Regions from separate parts of the Homo sapiens genome. Here region 1 is linked to region 2. A link is a loop called in an ENCODE intact Hi-C map of the cell type or tissue named here. Cell type or tissue: breast epithelium. All regions are shown on one strand. Links, peaks and the distances in the headings refer to the core of each region. The heading gives the core; the rest is flanking DNA.

Region 1 (10,019 bases), core at 3,704-8,703, 420 kb after region 2:
AAGAACCATGGCTTCTGCCAGTGAGCAGCATGTGTGGCATTCCAGGATAAATGAGGACAAGGGGCTGGAATGGCTGTATGCTGGGATGAGCTATCCATTTGGATAATGTGGTTGAGGTGGAGCCGGATAGTAAGAGCATGAAGTTTAATTTAGTTATCATGAGCCAGGCTCAGAGCTTTGCCATATGTGATAAAAGTGCTTCCCAGATCAGCTCAGGGAGGTGCAGATGATTCCTGGAATGGCTTTTAGCAGTTCACAATATCGGCAGAACAGAGGACAATACTCTGTGACTTTACAGCTATGTTAATCCTAGAGATATTCTTTACTGGGTAGCATTTTCAATTATCTGGTAGGTCTGAGGCCTTTTGGCAATACCCAACAGAACAGCATTGGAGGCTATTGTCTGCTGCTGTATTAACACCTCGATTAATCCTGTTTGTGGAAGAGTCTCACATCTTTCTTTTAGACAAAATAGAATGGGCGATTAAACTGGATAAGGTGAAAAGTTCCTCCCACCTCCATAGTTCTAAAATTCTATGAATGATAAAAGAAGAAAATGTGCCTGGGTGTTAGGCTAGACAGGCAGTGTCCTTTAGGAGACAGAATCATGGCAGAGGTGTGAGGAACAAGGGCACAAAGCATTGTGTAAGGTTGTGAACTGTTGGGTGTGACTTTTGCAGAGAAAGTAGGCACATGTATCCTAACTGCTGAAGGGCTGCTTGTAGTGAAATCACTGTGAAGGAAGCTCTGTAGATGAATACAGGTATTGTAAAAAACCAAACATGTCCAGCCTAGGAGAGAAGTTTTAGGGCTAAAAGCCACGTTAAGTGACTCAGAGAAAAACCAGCTGAAGTGGTTACAGAAATAAAAGTGGTAGTTGCAGCAGTTTTAGCAGACCAGCAAACTGGTTACACTTGAAGAACAGGGAAAAAGAGCCAGATATAAAGGGAGCCAGTAAGGGGTTCAGAGAGGAAGCAGATATCTTCCTGTCAAGGTTAGGGACTGTGCAGAGTAGTACAGTGGTTAAACCATGGTCTTTGGAGCCAGACTGCCTGGGGTCGGATCCCAGCTCTCACACTTTCCTAAACATGCAGCTGTAAGTAAGTAACTTGTTTCTCTGTGCCTCCGTTTTCTTATCTATAAATGGGGCAATAGTACCTACCTCCTTGGGCTATGATGAGAATAAAGAAACAAATACATGTGAGACAGTTAGAATAGTGTACTTGATATATAGACCTCGAAACAGTGAGCTTATTATCATTAATATTAATACTTCCTTTAGTGTATTCACGAGTCCTGGAAGCAATGAGGCGAGCTTTAAAAACCCACTTTTCTAATTAAGTGGTTTTTAACATAATGAGTAAACCATACAAGGTTCATACTGAGGGAAACTGGTTTGGAGAGGAGGCATCAGAGTACACAGGGGCAAAGGGCTGGGTCCCAGCTGCGACAAAAGCCCCCAGCAGGAAGGGTGCGTGCTTCTCCCTGGCCAAGCAGTTGTCTAGGGCCGCTGCCTGGCAGAGAGGACCAAAAACTGACAAAGGAGATCACACTGAGAGGTTTCCTTCCTGAGACCGCTGGGCAAAGGAGCCTGAGGCACATTTGCACATAGTACTCTGGGAGCAGAATGGCTGGATCCTCCGGGCCCGTGGCAGCTTGAAATGCGAGCTGCCAGCAGAGCTGGGCCAAAGCCTCTTTTGTGGTAGGTGGGGACTCTTGACAATTCCTGCCCTCAGCCTGGGCTAGTGTAATAGAATCATAATAATATGTTAGGTTGAATCATATGCAGTTGTTTTTGTAGATTAAAATGGTTGAATATTGGCAATTTCGTGAGGCTCAATCTAATAGCAGCTAATTCTTAGCACTTTGAATATACAGGCACTATTCTAAATGTTTTCCTGTGTTAATTCATTTCATCCTTGCAACAATCCTACAAGGTAGGCTATAATACCCCATTTTACAAATGGGGAAACTGTCATAGCAAGATTTTTTTTTTTTAAGTAACCAGGCCAAGGTCACCTGAGTGAGTGATAGAGGCCTGGAATCCACTCTCTGAACCACTGTGCTTTGCTGCCTGTCAGTCCCAGGCCTGCCAGATGCTTCCTGGAGCTCTTGAGCTAAACTTACATGGTGGCTGTTCCCAGGCAAGGATCTGCTTAGGTTTCCACCTCCCTCAAGATTTCTTCTTCCCCATCTCTCCCCCTACATTGGAGGTTGCTAGCAGGCTTTCTTCTCACAAAGAAACATTTAGCAACAACAACAAAAACTTGTTGTTTTAAAACTGAAAAAGAATTCCTCCCAGGGTCTTCCTTGTGACCTCCTCCTATTCTGGCTTCTGGGTTTTTCTCCTTCCACTGCCAGAAAGATCTGTGATCTCCTGCTGCCCTTTCATGCTCTCCCTCCAAGTGGCCTGAAATCACCTAACACACATCCCTGGGGAAAGCAGAGGCTCTAATGCTCCAGGGTGGACTGCAGCAGGGAGCCCCCAGGGCTGGTGCAGGTTATGGGTGAAGAGCAGCTCTGGGCCTGTCTGTGGAGTCCTAGAGCCTGCTTGGGCCCTTGTGGAGCTCTCAGGCTTCTGTTAGATCAGTGGCTGGGGAGGCCGTGTTGACTGGGGAGGAGCATGAGTCTCTGAGACACAAGAAGTGTTCTCTGTTTTCATCTGGGTGGTGGTTAATTGGGTGTGTACTTATGTAAAAAGTCATCAACCTGCATGCTTAAGATTTATGTCATGAGTCCACCCTCAAAAGGTTGGGAGGAAAGTAAATGGTGGAGACAATGTAAGAGCGCTCGAACCTACCTACCAAATAGACAAATAGATGTTTTCTACCCATTTTGATGTGGGTCATTTTTACATAATCACAATTCATTACCACCATGTACAGTTGTGTACTACTAAGGAAGTGAATGGAGCTTCTGTTACCCAGCAGTGAGCCTGAAGAGGACTGTATCTGCCCAGAGGACAGGGCCATCTGGGCTAGCAATAGGAGGCCTGTCAGGGCCTCCTGTTGCCACTCTGGTCCTAGAAAAAGGAATTAAGAGGCCAGGCACGGTGGCTTATGCCTGTAATCCCAGCACTTTGGGAGGCCACGGCAGGCAGATCACCTGAGGTCAGGAGTTCAAGACCAGCCTGGCCAACGTGGTGAAACTCCGTCAGCCAGGTGTGATGGCACACACCTGTAATCCCAGCTACTCGGGAAGCTGAGGCAGGAGAATCGCTTGAACCTGGGAGGCGGAGATTGCAGTGAGCCGAGATCGTGCCAGTGCACTCCAGCCAGGGCAGCAAAGTGAGACTCTGTCTCAAAAAAAGAAAAAGAAAAAGGAAGTAAGCAAAGGGAACTTTTGAGGGAACAAGGCTGGAGCCTGTGAGTGCTGAGAGACCTGCTATCCCCATAGGTGTTTGTAATAAAAACATGTTTTTATTCCCAACACCCATTGGCAGAATATGCCATCAAGGCAGGTTGCAGTTGTCAGACTTGGGGAAGACTTCCCAAAGCAGATTAATGTCAGACCTCGGGACAGGAACTGGTTGAGTGAGTTCTGTGATGAGGAAAGGCGTGACAAGCCCCCTGTGGTCAGTGCAGCACCACATAATTACAACCCAAAACCAAGGGGTTACAACGGGGAGCAGGGGAACACCTCCAGAAGTCAAAAATTCACTGCACGTGTAGACGAGCATGAGCTGTGCCCAGTTGTGGGCACTTAGATGAGCAGCAGGCAGAAACTCTGTACAGAATAAAGCAACCCATAGGAGGCCTGAAAACTGACTCTAGGATAATATTTCTATGAAGAGCGTGTGCCTGAGTCAGAGGGGACAGGCGCCTGAGCAAATACCTGGTCACTCTATTCTAAAAAGTCATCTCGGGAAAGCAGCAGCAGCAGCAGCAGCAGCGAAGCCCAGAACATGGGAGCCCAGGAAGATGTCAGCAGGCGCCAGCAAGGCCTCAGAGGGCTCAGGATGGAATTTGAGAAGCACCATGCAGGGCACTCTGAGGACTAATAATCAAAGTTTCTTCAAATGCATAAAAAGATGCCAGTCGCAGTGGCTCATGCCTGTAATCCCAGCGCTTTGGGAGACTGAGGCAGGAGGATCGCTTGAGCCCAGGAGTTCGAGAGCACCCTGGGCAACATAGGGAGACCCTGTCTCTAAAAAAAATATTTAAAAATTAGCCAGGCATGGTGGCACACACCTGTAGTCCCAGCTACTTAGGAAGGTTGGGTGGGAGGATCATCTGAGCCAGGGAGGGCGAGGCTGCAATGAGCCATCAGTGGACAACAGAGTGAGTCTCAAATGAGTGAGTGAGTGAGTGAAATGACAAGGGGGTCAGCTGGAAGAAAATGTTGGAGAGATTCCCACTCTGAAGGTTTCTTTTGTAGGAGACAGGTCAGGGTTATTAAATAGTGCTAAGCCCATGGGATGTTCCAGACCTCAATAATAAAGTAAATGTAAATAAATCCCTTGAACCAGATGGCATCCACCCACCACTTCTGCAAGAACACAGGGGTGCGATTGTGGAACATTGCCGAATGGAGGCCCTGTCTTTACAGACATTTGGTGAATTGCCAGTTTGAATCCTTCACACAAGGGTTCAGAGGGAACCCTGGGAACTGAAGATCTTTCTGCCCAAAACAAGCTGGTGTGAGAAAGGGCACGGTTCCTAGACATGTGAACAAAAACAAGCCACTGAGGGGAACTCTGCACAGCTTTCTTTGAGAGGAAACTTTGCCAAATTCCTAGATTCAGGAAAAGCCAATGAATAAAAGTTTGACTCTCAACAAGCTTATATCATAGGGACATGTTTTTGAAAAGTTGTATAGGGACCAGAGGAAATGTTTTACTACCTCACTGATTCTCAGAATAGAAGAGGTTTGTTTTAAAGTATTTATTTGACTAGAAAGGCATTTTTACATGCTTGAATACACTATACATTTGCAAAGAAAGTTCCAGTACTGCAAAGTGATTCTAGATACAGTATCTTATTTAATAGCACATATTTAATGTTCTTTTGTTGCTCATCATTATACATCCTGTGTTTGGTTGTGCCAGCCCTTATTGCAGAGTAAAATTAGTCAACTCTTAGTCACCAGCTGGGTCACACTGGTGGCTGGGAAAGACCAAGAAGAGGCAGAGGAAGAGGTGGCACCGATGATAAAAATCCATTCAAGAATTTAGCTGTGACACATCTACAGCAGGTTCAAATCTCTCAGCTGTAAGACAAACTGGATACTTTATAAGGACTGTGGCCTATTATGCACCAAAATGCCTTACTGAAATTGTCTGGATGAGCTGCCTGCTGGGTCCAGTGATACATTAGTAAACGAAGAAGTTGAAATAGAAGGCTAACATATGCTTTGGATCGCTTGGCAGTGTGACACCAATATGGCATCAAGCCTTACTATGAGTCCAAGGACTTAATGACTAAATAAAAGTAAAAATGAACAAAAAAAAAAAGTGAATGCTTCTAGATTTCCTTCAAACAGCCTCTTTTATGACTTCTCTTCTTTTTGTTCCTTCTACTTTATGCCTTACTTCTCTTCTCACACCAGGGCAGGCAGTATATAGTCTAGTAATTATGAGCACATGCCCAGATTGGGCTCAAATCCCTGGCTAGCACTACCCTGTGACCCTAGGCAAGTTCCTTAACCTCTGTGCCTCAATTTCCTCATCTGTAAAATGGAAGTTAATATGTATCTCATAGAGTAGATGTAGGATTAAACAAACTAGTACAAAGTACATGTGAAACATCTAGAGCCCCATCTGTTATGTAATAAGTGCTCAATAAATAATAAATGCCGTTATACTGATTATCTTTGGTGTTCTTCCTCTTCCTCCTCAATTATTCTCCCACCTTTATTGGACAGTCTGCAGTGGAATTTTCCTATACCTTTCCCTTTTCAAAGTCTCTGCTTATTACCCATTATCTTTACCTTTGGCCTCTTACCTAATTGTTTTTTTTCCACCCATCACATGTGGCTCAAAGTCCTTCTCTGCCATATTGCCTTTTCCTGTGTGAATTTTCAGCAGGTACCTGTGCCTGGCCCTTTTCTGCTATTTCAGCCATTTCCAACTGTTTTCTACAAAGGGTGTTTGCTCCCTTTCTATTAATTGGGAATCTCTTTCTGATACTTGCCCTACAAGCTTTCTCCTCCTCCTGACTATAGTATCTCATCTGACTGCATGTGATACTTAAGTGCTCCCATGAACTGGCTTTGTAACAAATCTTCAGTTGTTCCCTGCCCCGGTAGTGTCTCTTCTCTGCCCCTAGATAAAAGCTCCTGATTTGTGATTAGCACCTTCATCCCCCAGCCATAATTATCGTTTCTACTTTTTTTTTTTTTTTTTTTTTTTTTTTGAGATGGAGTCTCACTGTGTCGCCCAGGCTGGAGTGCAGTGGCACAATCTTGGCTCACTGCCACCTCTGCCTCCCGGGTTCAAGCAATTCTTCTGCCTCAGCCTCCCATGTAGCTGGGACTACAGGGGCACGCCATGACGCCCAGCTAATTTTTTGTATTTTAGTAGAGATGGGGTTTCACCATGTTAGCCAGGCTGGTCGCGAACTCCTAAGCTCAGGCAATCCACCCAACTCTGCCTCCCAAAGTGAGTTTCTACTTTTTTAATCCACTGGGCAGGGTTTCCCATTGTTGCAGCATGAGGACAGCAGGTGGTAGACTAGGGTCGGGGCTAGAGGTGGGGATGTTGCAGTTTTAGGCATAGCCACCAGGTGGCAGAGTGGTTCCTTACGGCTAAGCATCACTTCCCTTGGGGGAAGTGGGGACATTCACTTGTGCAGGGGTGGAATTATTTGGAAGCTTTTGAGAGGTTTCTGTTAAGACTGGAAGAATTGGAAATTATAGGTAGATCTCATCTCAACAAAGAGTATTCTCGGCTGGGCGCGGTGGCTCACGCCTGTAATCCCAACACTTTGGGAGGCTGAGGCGGGCAGATTACGAGGTCAAGAGATCAAGACCATCCTGGCCAACATGGTGAAACCCAGTCTCCACTAAAAATGCAAAAATTAGCTGGGTGCAGTGGCGCGCACCTGTAATCTCAGCTACTCAGGAGGCTGAGGCAGGAGAATCGCTTGAACCTGGGAGTTGGAGGTTGCAGTGAGCCAAGATTGCTGCTGCACTCCAGCCTGGTGACAGAGTGAGACTGCGCCTCAAAAAAAAAAAAAAAAAAGTATTCTCTTCTAGAGAGCTATGTCCTTTGTTGGCTGTTCTTGTTTGTTATCAGTTTGCAAGTGTATGTAACCATCATAGAAAAATTTAGAAAATTCCAGTAAGAAATCTTAGGCTGGGCACAGTGGCTCACGCCTGTAATCCCAGCACTTTGGGAGGCCGAGGTGGGCAGATCCCGAGGTCAGGAGATTGAGATCATCCTGGCTTAACGGTGAAACCCCGTCTCTACTAAAAATAAAAAACAATTAACCAGGCATGGTGGCTCATGCCTGTAGTCCCAGCTACTCAGGAGGCTGAGGCAGTAGAATTGCTTGAACCTGGGAGGTGGAGGTGGTGGTGAGCCAAGATCATGCCACTGCACTCCAGCCTGGGTGACGGAGCGAGACTACGTCTCAAAAAAAAACAGAAAAAGAAATCTTACCACACAGAGGTGAATATCACAAATTTTAAAAAAATTGATTAGTATGCATTTTATTTTATGTATTAATATTTAAAACCATTATTCTGAGGAGATTGATGGGGTTCACCAGACAGCCCAAGAGTCTAAGGTACAGAAAAGACTGAGACCATTATAAAGAGAGCCTGCCTAACTTAGGATACAAGTGGTCTACCTGAGGAGAATGTTAGCAAAAAGAGGCAACACCTTTTCCAGTTGTTGTGGGATAGGGACATGGTGCGGGAAGGAGGTAGGAAGCAGCAGAGATGGGTAAAAGGGGCCAGAGGCCAGGGAGTACATGGTGGCATGGGGGTGGGGGCATGTAGTATGGTCCAAGGTCAACATTTTAAAAAATAAGTTGAGATAGGGCCGGGCGCGGTGGCTCGCGCCTGTAATCCCAGCACTTTGGGAGGCCGAGGCGGGCGGATCACGAGGTCAGGAGATCGAGACCATCCTGGCTAACACGGTGAAACCCCGTCTCTACTAAAAATGCAAAAAATTAGCCGGGCGTGGTGGTGGGCGCCTGTAGTCCCAGCTGCTCGGGAGGCTGAGGCAGGAGAATGGCGTGAACCCGGGAGGCGGAGCTTGCAGTGAGCCGAGATCGTGCCACTGCACTCCAGCCTGGGCGACAGAGCCAGACTCCGACTCAAAAAAAAAAAAAAAAAAAAAAAAAAAAATAAGTTGAGATAGAAATGATGGTTCTCTTTCAAACAAAACAAACAAAAAAAGCTTTGAGGCAGACAGGACTGAGGCCAGAATAGAACCAAGAGGGAATTACTCCTGTGAGAGGGGAATATTCCAAAGATGTTCCGATCAGCTAAAGGCAGAGTTTTTAAAAGCAGAGCATCTGCTGGCTTGAGTGAATATCAATAACTGGTTGAATAACTGGTCTGGTTGAGTGAATTTCCGTAATCATGTGACTGGAGGGGTTTGCCTGGAGGGTTGGAGAGAGCAGATGCCAGCAACCATGGAGGGGAGAGTGGGGACCTTGGGATGTGCACTCCTCCGGGGGTTCACCACCATCATGACGGCTTTGAGTTCTGTTCTTGGGCTTGGGGATCAAAGGGAAGACTTTGCATTAGCAAAGTTTGTTTTTTTTTTAAATGAGAATATTTAGTGCTGGTAGAGATCTAGGGAAATGGGCATTTTTCTGGAATATATTTTCTGGTTGAATGTTAAAGACCTTTAAAATGTTTGTGGTGGGCCAGGCGCGGTAGCTCATGCCTGTAATCCCAGCACTTTGGGAGGCTGAGGCGGGCGGATCACCTGAGGTCAGGAGTTCGAGACCAGCCTGGCCAACATGGTGAAACCCCATCTCTACTAAAAATACAAAAATTAGCCAAGTGTGATGGCTAATCCCAGCTACTCGGGAGGCTGAGGCAGGAGAATCGCTTGAACCTGGGAGGCGGAGGTTGCGGTGAACTGAGATTGTGCCACTGCGTTCCAGCCTGGGCAATAGAGCAAGACTCTGTCTCTAAATAAATAAATAGATAGATAGATAAAAATAAAATGTTTATGCCCTTTGAAATAGTAATTTCATTTCTAGGAATTTGGCTTAGGGAAATAATCCAAGATAAGGCTTTGTGCATAAAGATGTTCATTATAATTTTTTATAGTGAAAAACCAGAAATAATTAAATGCTCAAAACAGGAGGATGTAAATTCTGGTACATCTTACATCATGGAAAATTCTTTGGATATTGAAAATATCTACAAGGAATTTTTAATATTAGAGGAAATGCTTACGGTAAATGTTGCATAGATTCAAAATTATGTAGAGAAAATATTTCAAGTATGTAAAATATGTAGGAAAAGGACTGGAAGGAAATATGCCAAAATGTTTTAAAATGGCTTCCTCTTGATCGTGAAGTTATGGGTAATTTATTTTCTGTTTTTTTTTTACTTTTTAGTAAACAAAATTTCCACAGAGTAGCTTCACCCAGGCTGGAGTGTAATGGCGTGATCTCGGCTCACTGCAACCTCCGCCTCCCAGATTGAAGCAGTTCTCCTGCCTCAGCCTCCCAAGTAGCTGGGACTACAGGCGGCCACCACAATGCCTGGCTAATTTTTGTATTTTTAGTAGAGACGGGGTTTCACCATGTTGGCCAGGCTGGTCTCAAACTCCTTACCTCAAGTGATTGGCCCACTTCGGCCTCCCAAAGTGCTGGGATTACAGGCATGAGCCACTGCGCCCAGCCCAGAGTAGTTATTACTAAAAAAAAAAGTTATTTCATAACACAATAATACACAAATATTTTATAAGATACATAAATATAATGAGAGAAAAGTGAAAGGCTTCCCTCCCAAAGGGTAACCACTGTGAACAGTTTCCCACTTCTCTAAAATGTTTATGTGTACATGTACATATACAAATATATTGTTGTGTTTTTTCTTTTACCTAAGTG
Region 2 (10,019 bases), core at 3,275-8,274:
CCAGAACACACATGATGGGGACAAATGTCTTTGCCCATAAAAAGGATTTGATTGTATCTCATCCTTTTCTCTCCTGTGATTCCTGTCCATAATGCATATTTAATACATAGGTATTGGTTTATTGAAAGCAACCGAGTTCAGCTTGCTTCTAAAGGTCCTCTAACAGTCCTTGGCCTATTGGGCTAGGTTTTTGTCTGGGTATATCCCACTCTTTCAGTTTAGTCCTTCTGTCTGTCACAGCTCATTTAATTTAGTCCTCTAAAGTATATCAATTTTGCCAGTAAGTAGAAATTAAAAAACACATAAATTTAGTAACAGTGCATCGGTGGCATAAGAATTCATAGTCTGATAGACTATTTGAGGGGTTTCCTTTTGAGAACAGTGTTAACATGTAATAAGAGTTGAAATTTACTTTTTCAGGCTGGGTGTGGTGGTTTACAACTATAATCCTAGCAATTTGGGAAGCTGAGGCAAAAGGATTGGTTGAGCCCAGGAGTTCAAGACCAGCCTGGGCAACATAGCGAGACCCTGCCTCCAATTTTGTGTGTGTGTGTGTGTGTGTAAAGAAATTTACTTTTTGAGAAAGGGGGATATTATTTTGGGATTTTTTTGGTGATGTTTATCTTATTTGGCAATGTAGAATAATATGTGTATTAATATCACAAATGGATTATAGAATTTATTGTGTAACCATGATCCGAAACTTTTAGAATGTGTCTTAAATTTTAGGAAAAATGCTTTCAGAAAAAATGTATTTAAGCTTTATAATCATAATGTCATTCTCTTTTTTTTTGAGTTGGAGTCTCGCTCTGTCGCCCAGGCTGGAGTGCAGTGGTGCGATCTTGGCTCACTGCAAGCTCTGCCTCCTGGGTTCACGCCATTCTCCTGCCTCAGCCTCCTGAGTAGCTGGGACTATAGGTGCCCGCCACCACGCCCGGCTAATTTTTTGTATTTCTAGTAGAGACAGGGTTTCACCGTGTTAGCCAGGATGGTCTCATAATGTCATTCTTTAAGATCTAATGAGTCATAAAAATCATCCCTTGGATTGGGTCTCCATCGAAAGCTATTTTTGTATACTTGAGGAAGTCATGGAAAGGTTTCCAAAATTGTATCAAAATCAGAGGAAGGGAACATTGTAAGACAAGAATTCCACCTCAGGAGTTTTTGTTTTTTTTTAAAAAATCAACAGCTCAGATATTTCATTTGAAAATTTCAGATGTAACTTCCTTGTATTTATTGGGAAGGTTGCTTTTGAAATGTCACCAACAGAGCTAAAAAAAAAAAAATGCAGTCTCAAACTCCTATTAGAACGGTTCAAAGTGTTTGGAGGAAACAGCGAGAGAAACTTGTCAGTTAGGCCAGTCTGTGCCTCTTCCTCAGACACACCAGTCTCCTTTCCTGACTGTCTTCCCCTCAAAGCCTCCCTAACGGCAACTCCTGATGAGTTTTCCTGACCTGGTTGATGGCATTATCTTCTTCCCCAGTCCTATAAAGTAAATCTCCATACACGGTTGAACTGAGAAATGGGGCATCGTCAATGAACACTGCTCGCTTCTTCTCTAAATCATAGTTTAAACATTCCAGAAACATTAGTGTCTTGTAAACAAGCTGGATTATTTGGACTACTTCAAATCAATATTTTGCCTTGCAGATGGAAATAAAATGAGTCCTTGGAGCTCAGTTGTAGAGAGAGCGAGTGAGCATTGGAAGGGTGTGGCTTTAGCTCTTTAATGTTGTTGATTCTATTAAAGTGCTGTTTTTACTTGTAAATGTGGATGTGGAAGCACCATATTTTCCTATGTATGATAATTCTGGGAAGCTGTAGACATGTGAAACTAACAGCATTTTGCGTAGCATTTGGAAGAAAAGTTAAAAACACGTAATTATATGAAGAGTAAACAGAAACACATGAGGGAGAATTAAGTGCAACTTAATCTGGGCCTGTAAGAGGGCAGGAAAAGTAAAAATATATCATTTTTTAATGTCCTGGTATCAAAAAACAACTACCTTCAGGTTAGGATTAGTTGGCCATACATTTAAAGTAAATGCAAGGGGAGAATGGTGTGACAGATTCCCGAAAGGAAACCCCATATGGTTTCCTGAAGTGCTGGCCTGTCTCACACTCCCAGGGTCATCTGGTGCTCCTTGCAGTGGCACCTCGGGAATGATGGAGGGCAGCTGCAGCCTTGGTGATGTACAAGAGGCACCACCACCAATGACTGGAAGTTTCCCCTGACCCCACCCAGGGAACAAAAAGGTGACAGAGGTGGGGTTCTTTTTCTAGATTTCAGCCTTAGATAGGAAATCCTGCCCCTAAATGCTCTCAATAAGAAGAATGAAGTGACTTTGCAGCGAGTCATGGAAACATCCCGCTCTGCAGCAAAAAATAAGTAAATAAACTGACAGTTGTTTATTACTTACCAGATGCCAGACCCTGTTCAGGGGGCTTTCCATATATCGGCTTATTTAATCTTGACAACATCCCTATAGGGTAGCTTCAGGTTTTATGCCCATTTTACAGATGAGGACACTGAGGCACAGTATGGTTAGGTCACTTGCTCAAGGTCCCAGGTCTGGTCACGGAGCCATGATTTGAACCCAGGCAGCCAGTCTTCAGAGTCTGAGCCCTTCGCCTCTGATGTGAGTAGTCTGTAGCTGTGCAGTAGACCTGAAGAGTCTAGCTTTAAGTCTGATGTTGGAGTTCTACCACTGTCTCTCTCGGATCATCAGTTACTTTCTCTTAACTCCCTAGTCCCTGAAGAGACAATATTCTTTCTGGCTGTTCCAAAGATAAGTGGTCTTCCAAGCTTCTGACCCTTTAGAATTTTCCCGACCTGGTGTTGTCTTAGACATTCAGCCCAGTTCATCCTCCCTAGTCTGCACCCTGACATTCAGCCCAGTTCATCCTCCCTAGTCTGCACCCTTATGGATAATATTTGACTGACTTAATCCTTCCTCTTACTGACCCAGAGTTTTCTCTTTACATTCACATTCTTACTGCTTTTCTCCCCTCCTGGCTTCATATCTTTATAGTCACTTTACTCCTGCCGGCCATCCCCTTGGTTTTTACCATTTCCATGGAATCATTGAGTCTTAAAGCCAGAAAAGAATTTTAGAGTTAATCTAGTACATACCCCATTTTATAAAAGAGGTAACTGAGGCCAGGAGAGGTAAAGGAGCTTGCTTACCCAGCTAAAAGTGGCAAAATCACACTTGAACCCTAGTTTCTTAACTCCCTCTAGCATTCTGTCCAAGATATCACACTTACAGCCTGCCATCTCTGCCCTCAGTCAAGCCAGGCGCTAGCATGTTCAGCCAATTATTTTTTTTACTTTGGTCATTTTCTGGCCAACTTAAAAATAACATATTCATTTCTACTGAGGAAGCCTGGGATAGTTCTCACATACAGTGAAAAGGCACACATTTGGAACTCGATGCATCCCGTAACCTTCAAAGGAAGGATGAAGTAGATCCAGCAACATCAAGAAGTTTTGGAAATAGCAAATCATTTATTGGCCTCAAACTAAGAATCTAGTAAGACTTAGAGAGTCCAGATCTGTGCTCAAAGATGAACTGCTTAGACCGCAAGGAAAACCTTCCTCTTTTATTTGCAAAATAAGCTTACCTTCTGTGATAATAACAGCTCTGTCAAGCACTTACTGTATACCAGGTACTGTGCCGTGCAGTTTATTTCTCAGTCTTCACAGCAGTCACATAAGGTAGATACTGTTTTTATGTTCATTTCAAAGATGAGGAAACTGATGTGCAAGGGGATTGACTGACTTATCTGAAGTCTCACATTTATTTATTTTTAATTTTTTCTTTTGCTGTGTTTTTGATAATAAATTTTCACATTTAGAAACAAATTTTTGTACAAGTGAGAACTCATGAAAATAGACTTTCTCTGTGGTTTGGAGTGGTTCAAATGCATTGCTTCCTGGAGGCAAGGCTGTTGGTGAAATGATTTCTTGGGCTCTTTCCCTCTACGGTGTGTGAAAATGGCTCTGGGCATGGTGCCACACATGCAGGGACCTGGCAGAAGCCTCCTTCATTGTCAAGGCTTCACCCCTGCCTCATGCCCGGGGTACTAGAAGAGGTGCTATGCACAAACAAGCTTCTGGAGAGCAGCCTGATTAAATATTGAGCACACACTAGTGAAAGTCATGGGAACTTTGTCATGGGCTTTGCAGGGTTTTCTTGGCTATATTTATAATGCAAGAAATGATGAAGTTATATTTATTTAATCTTTATTTTGAGGTTTCTGTGAATCCAGATTGCTCATTTGATTTTTCTCCCCATGGACTTAATTCTATTGTTAAAGCTTCTGAAAAATCAGCCTTCCTGCCTGCCTTCCTGCCTTCCTCCCTCCTTCTTTTCCTCCTTCCATCCCTTCCTCCCTCTCCCCAACTTCATTCACTCATTCAGTAAATGTTTATTGAGACCCTGCTATATATGCCAGGCACTGTTCTCAACAAAGCAGTGAACAAAACAGACAAAACCACTGCTCTTGTAGAGCTAGTATTGGCTTTGTTCTTTTCTTTCTTCCCTATCCTTTTTATCCAGAGGGAGTTTTTTGTCCTGGAAAGAAATCTTTTGTTTTGTTTTGTTTTGTTTTGTTTTGTTTTGTTTTTGCCAGGTAAATAATCTATGTAACAGTACTCTCCCCACTCAGAATTCCAGGATATGTTATGGTTGTCTACAGAGAACCAGCCTAAGTGAGTTTTCTTGTAAATAACTCTCAGGCACCAGGAAGCTCCCTGATGGGTGAGACGCTGGCCCATCCATTTTTCTGCCCAGTGCCCAACTTGTAAAGAAGGGTGGATAGTTATGGTCTCTGCACGTTGACTTCAAGGCTGTGTTTTGTCTGAGAGACTGTTTTTGACATCTCCAACAGTGAAATCATTCCAAATCATAGTGAAAACTTGAAATACAAGTTATAAGCTTTATTGAACTTTTATATGTAGGATTTCTCTTCTCTGTCATACCTTTAAAAAATGTTTAAAATATCTGGTATGAGGGATATCTGGAGTAAAGAAGCCTTAGAAATTAAAAGTAGGAAGTTGCTATATAATTTACGCTGACTTTTCTGTCTGGTGCTTCAGGAAAAGTGGTTAGAAACAGGAGGGCTGGAAAGAAGTGAGATGCAGCATATTAGGTAGTCAAAAGCCGTAAACTAGGGTGGCATGGGCTCGGCTGGCTGTGTGCTGTTGGCTGTTTCCCAGGATGGAATTTTGTTCACTTTGTGGCATGATGGCTCCAGCCAGTTGTATAGAGAACACGTCAGACAAAACCTTTTCAGATGGACAGAGGCCAAGCTGGAGTCTGGCCACATCTCTTTCTGTTGTCAGGGACTCTGTGGGGAGAGGAAGAGGAGCCTGCACCCTACCTCCACCCCTAGTTCACCGTTTGCCCGTTCCTCTCTCTAAGCTTATGCTTTATCCACCTTGGTGATCTCAGGCTACAGAGAAATCAAAAGTAGTTCTTTCTTTTAAAGTTTGGGCTCCCTTAGTTCAGGTGGATGGCATAGGCTACCCCATTCCAGTGATCCTTTTTTCTTGTTACTTCCCTTCCTTCTTTGCGGGCCACCAGCCTGGCCACCTCTGCTCCTGTCAGATACCTCTCTGGGGCCAGCCTTCTGAGATGATTTACCTCTACACTTCAGCATTGAATTCTCAGCTTCAGTTTTCATGATCTCCAAGGACATTTTGACTTGGAAAGTACATAAAATACATGCATACAAAGACAGTAAGAGGTGTAATATTTTGATATTTAAAAATACTTATAATAAAGTAATATTTCTCATCTCTATCCTTTTAACTTTTCTACTCAAGCAACTGCTAATAATAACTTGGTATACATCCTTCTGAGTTTTTCCATGTCTATACAAATAGATATACTTAATATATATAAATAGAAATACTTTTTTGTTCACACACATACAAAAGATCTCATATACATATTTTTGGCTAGACACATTGTATTAGTTTCTAAGGCTGCTGAAACAAAGCATCACAGGCCGAGCAGCTTAAAACAACAGAAATCCAGTACCTCACAGTTGTGGAGTCTAGAAGTCAGAAATCCAGGTTGATAGGGCCACGTCCCCTCTCAAAGGCTCTAGGGAAGAATCCTTCCTGGCCTCTTCCAGTTTCTGGTGGTTTTCAGCAGTCCTTGGCATTCCTTGGCTGTGTCAGCATAACTTCAGCCTCTGCCTTTATCTTCACGTGGCCATCTGCTTTCTATGTGTGTCTTTGTGTCTTCTGTCTTCTTCTAAGGACATCATTCAGATTGGATTCAGGGCTCATCCTACTTCAGTATGACCTCATCTTAAATGACTACATCTGTGGCCACCCTATCTCCAAGGTCATGTTCTGAGGTTCCAGGAAAATGTGGATTTTGGGAAAACATAATTAAACCCTCTCTATATATTTTTGAGGATTTTATATTAGTTGATTCTGTGACTCTTCTATAATTTAACCATTTTCTAGGGTTGTTGTGGGTTTTTTTTTTTTTTGCTATTACAAAAATATGTACCTGAGAGATTCATATACACATATCTTTATATAGATATACTTTTTTTCTGTAAGATATATTCTTGGAAATGGACTCGCTGAGTCAAAGGGCATGTGCATTTTAAATTTTAATAAATGCAACCAAATTGTCTTCATAAACTTATACCAGCTTATACTTTCATTAACAGCATATGTTGATCATTGACACTGGATGTTGTCAATGTTTTGCCAGTTAGAAAACTAAATAATAGTATCTCATTTCAAGTTGCATTTCATTGATTATTAGTCAAATTGCATGTCTTTTCAAATGGTTTATAGGCCATTTATATTTATAATACTTTTCTGTGAATTCCTTGTTCATATTTTTTCCCCATTAAAAATTTTTTTATCTACCCTGGGCAACATGGAGAAACCCTAGCTCTACAAAAAATACAAAAAATTAGCCATATATGGTGGTGCACACCTGTAGTCCCAGCTACTCTGGCAGCTGAGGTGGGAGGATCACCTGAGCCCGGGGAGGTCAAGGCCACAGTGAGCCGTGATTGTACCACTGCACTTCAGCCTGGGTGACAGAATGAGAGCCTGTCTCAAAAAAAAAAAAAAAAAAGTTTTTTGTTAATTCAAACAGAGGCTTATATATTAGAAATACTGATTATTTGTCTCGTATATGCAAATATTGGTCAAATCTGTCCATTTTTCCTTTATAGCCTCTAGGAAGCCTTCCTTGTCCCAAAGATTATAAAAATACTCATTTCTCAGTCCTCACAACAGTCACTTAGGGTAGATACTGTTTTTATATCCATTTCAAAGATGAGGAAACTGATGTGCCAAGGGATTGACTAATTTATCTAAAGTCTCACATTTACAGACACATTTTTATACAGGTGAGAACTCATGAATATATGTGAACTCTCTATGGTTTGGAGTAGTTCCTCTAGCTTTTTTTTTTTTGAGACAGGATCTCACTGTGTTCCCAGGCTAGCCTTGAACTCCTGGGTTCAAGAGATTATCCTGCCTCAGCCTCCTGAGTAGCTGGGACTAAAGTGCCACCATGCCCAGCTCCTTTAGTTATTTTTAAAATTTTATGTTATCTATTTGTATCTTTTAATCAATCTAGAATTTAATTTAGTATATGGTGAAAGGGTAGGAATCTAACTTTATTTTCTTCCATATAGATGGTCACTTGTCCCAATTTGATTTATTGAATCTACCCTTTCCTCACTTAATTAAAAATCTATGTTTATCCTTTATTGGCCAGGCATGGTGGCTGACACCTATAATTCCAGCACTTTGGGAGGCCAAGGCGGGTGGATTGCTTGAGCTCTGGAGTTCAAGACCAGCCTGAGCAACATGATGAAACCCTGTCTCTTCCAAAAATACAAAAATTAGCTGGGTGTGATGGCACACACTGGTAGTCCCAGCTACTTGGGAGGCTGAGGTGGGAGGATGACTTGAGCCTGGAAGGTCAAGGCGACAGTGAGCTGAGATGTGCCACTGTACTCCAGCCTGGGCGACAGAGCAAGACCCTGTCTCTAAAAAAAAAAAAAAGGCTGGTCTCAAACTCCTGGGCTCAAGCGATCCCACCTCAGCCTCCCAAAGTGTTGGGATTACAAGCATCAGCCACCACCCATAAATGTTTTATCTTGTTAAATTTATTGCTAGTTATTATGAATGAGATTATTTTCCATTTCAGTTTTTAACTGATTGTGGCCAGTAGAGTAAGAAAGCTATTGATTTTTATGTATCTGAAAATCTGTATCTTGTATTCTGTCACCTTATTAAATTCTCTTTTTAGTACTAACAGTTTTTTACTTGTGTTCGCCTCTAACTTTCAGTTCCCTCAAGGAACACCACCTCCAAGTTTTTCTTTTAGTTTGCTATTCCTACTTTCTTTTTCTTTCTTGATTTCCCTTTACTGGGTTTTCTTCTACCTGCTTTTTAAAGGGATCTCCACCTGGAAATCCCAAGAATATCTAAAGCTCTGAATAAAATTAAAATTAAATAAGTTAGGCTGGGCTGGGCGCAGTGGCTCACGCCTGTAATCCCAGCACTTTGCAAGGCTGAGGTTGGCGGATCATCTGAGATCAGGAGTTTGAGACCAGCCTGGCCAACATGGTGAAACCCTGTCTCTACTAAAAATACAAAAATGAGCCAGGCTTCGTGGCGGGCACCTGTAATCCCAGCTATTCAGGAGGCTGAGGCAGGAGAATCGCTTGACCCCAGGAGGCGGAGGTTGCAGTGAGCCGAGATCGCGCCACTGCACTCCAGCCTGGGCGACAGAGCTAGACTCCATCTCCAAAAAAAATAATAATAATAATAATTAAATAAATTATAGTTAAAATAATTCTCCTAACTCTTAGGTTAAGAGCTGCTCGGTGCTAGCCCATGCAGCACCTTTATACAAATTCGAGGAAGGTGCCCCTTTCTCCTGGTGCTTTACTCTCATCTCCTGGGAAGACTGTCATAATTAACTGATTCTGTTGGAATATGACACGCTACTACAGAAAAGTGTCATAATAAATCTGCAGATGACGTTCCCTAGATGAGCACTAATGACATAGGTGATACCAGAGATCTGCAGGTTTATTATGACACTGACCAAGAGGACAGTATAGTGCAAACATTCACAGTAGTGCTCCTTGGGGCTGTAGATTTCATCTTCACTGCTTCTAGAATCCACCCCTTTTTTCCATTCCCACTGCCTCATTCATTATATTTCACTTCTCATCACAGTGAACCCCCCCCCCCCGACCTTTTCCCTAAAAAAGGGCAAAACCAAAATATAACCAGATCTTCCTTTTCCCAGCCTCTCTCTTCTAGGGCACCCTAATCACAATCCAGAATAATCTTCCTAGAACATCGAGAAATTCCTGCTCAAAAGCCTCCAACAGTTCCTCTTTTTGTTCTGAGTAGAGCCAGACATGCTTCAAGCCCTGGAAGCCCTCACCACATCTTCCTCTGCAGCCTGTTTCCTTACCCAAACCCCCACTGCACGCCCAGCATCTGCTGTGTTCTTCCTGCCACACTCTGGCACCTCAGGAACTTCCTATCACCTCTAACTTTCAGTTTGTTCATCCACAGAATGAGAATAGTGATTCCTCCTCAGTAATTACACAGTGAAAATTAAATGCTATAACATGGGAAAGTGACTAACATAGGGCAAGCACTCAGTGCATTAGCTTGCTTTCTCCTTCCCCTTCCATCGCAAGTACTTTGGAAACCGAAATGCTATATAATTGTAACATGTTGTTATGATTATGCCCCATGGTGTGTCCATTACCCAGAGCTTTTGCATATTGGCAAGAATTTATCATATTTGACACTGAATAAGAAGCATTTGAAAATATTGGAGAAGAAAAAATGCAACTTTGCAGCCTCAGTGTGCCACTGAAACAGGTGGTACTAAAGGGTTTTCAGCTACCCCCAGAGTACTGTGGGAGGAGAGGCGCCCTCCCAGGAGCAGGGTGTAGCGGTAATCCTCTGACTAATAATCTTCCTGCGAGTTGAGAC

The links. A loop is a pair of places that touch in the nucleus more often than their neighbours do. Peaks named below come from ENCODE experiments on the same cell type or tissue, not always from the same donor. Only the 100,000 strongest peaks of a DNase experiment are listed, where the experiment ranks them.
Region 1: it touches region 2 in a loop (16-fold over the local background); 1 of 110 quality-filtered maps calls a loop at or near these places.

Annotation. Positions count from the first base shown.
Region 1 is chr6:37,319,215-37,329,233 of GRCh38, forward strand. The region is part of intron 12 of TBC1D22B (TBC1 domain family member 22B); the gene reads left to right. Among named protein-coding and RNA genes, the nearest start is that of RNF8, 30 kb to the right of the region's middle. In breast epithelium, for the core only: a CTCF peak has its summit at 6,710 (motif pointing right); a DNase peak (open chromatin) is centred at 6,717.
Region 2 is chr6:36,902,685-36,912,703 of GRCh38, forward strand. All of the region lies in intron 4 of C6orf89 (chromosome 6 open reading frame 89), which reads left to right. Among named protein-coding and RNA genes, the nearest start is that of C6orf89, 22 kb to the left of the region's middle. RefSeq lists a silencer at 6,109-6,403. In breast epithelium, for the core only: no CTCF peak of the experiment used is centred there; DNase peaks (open chromatin) are centred at 4,047 and 5,307; H3K27ac peaks cover 885 bases.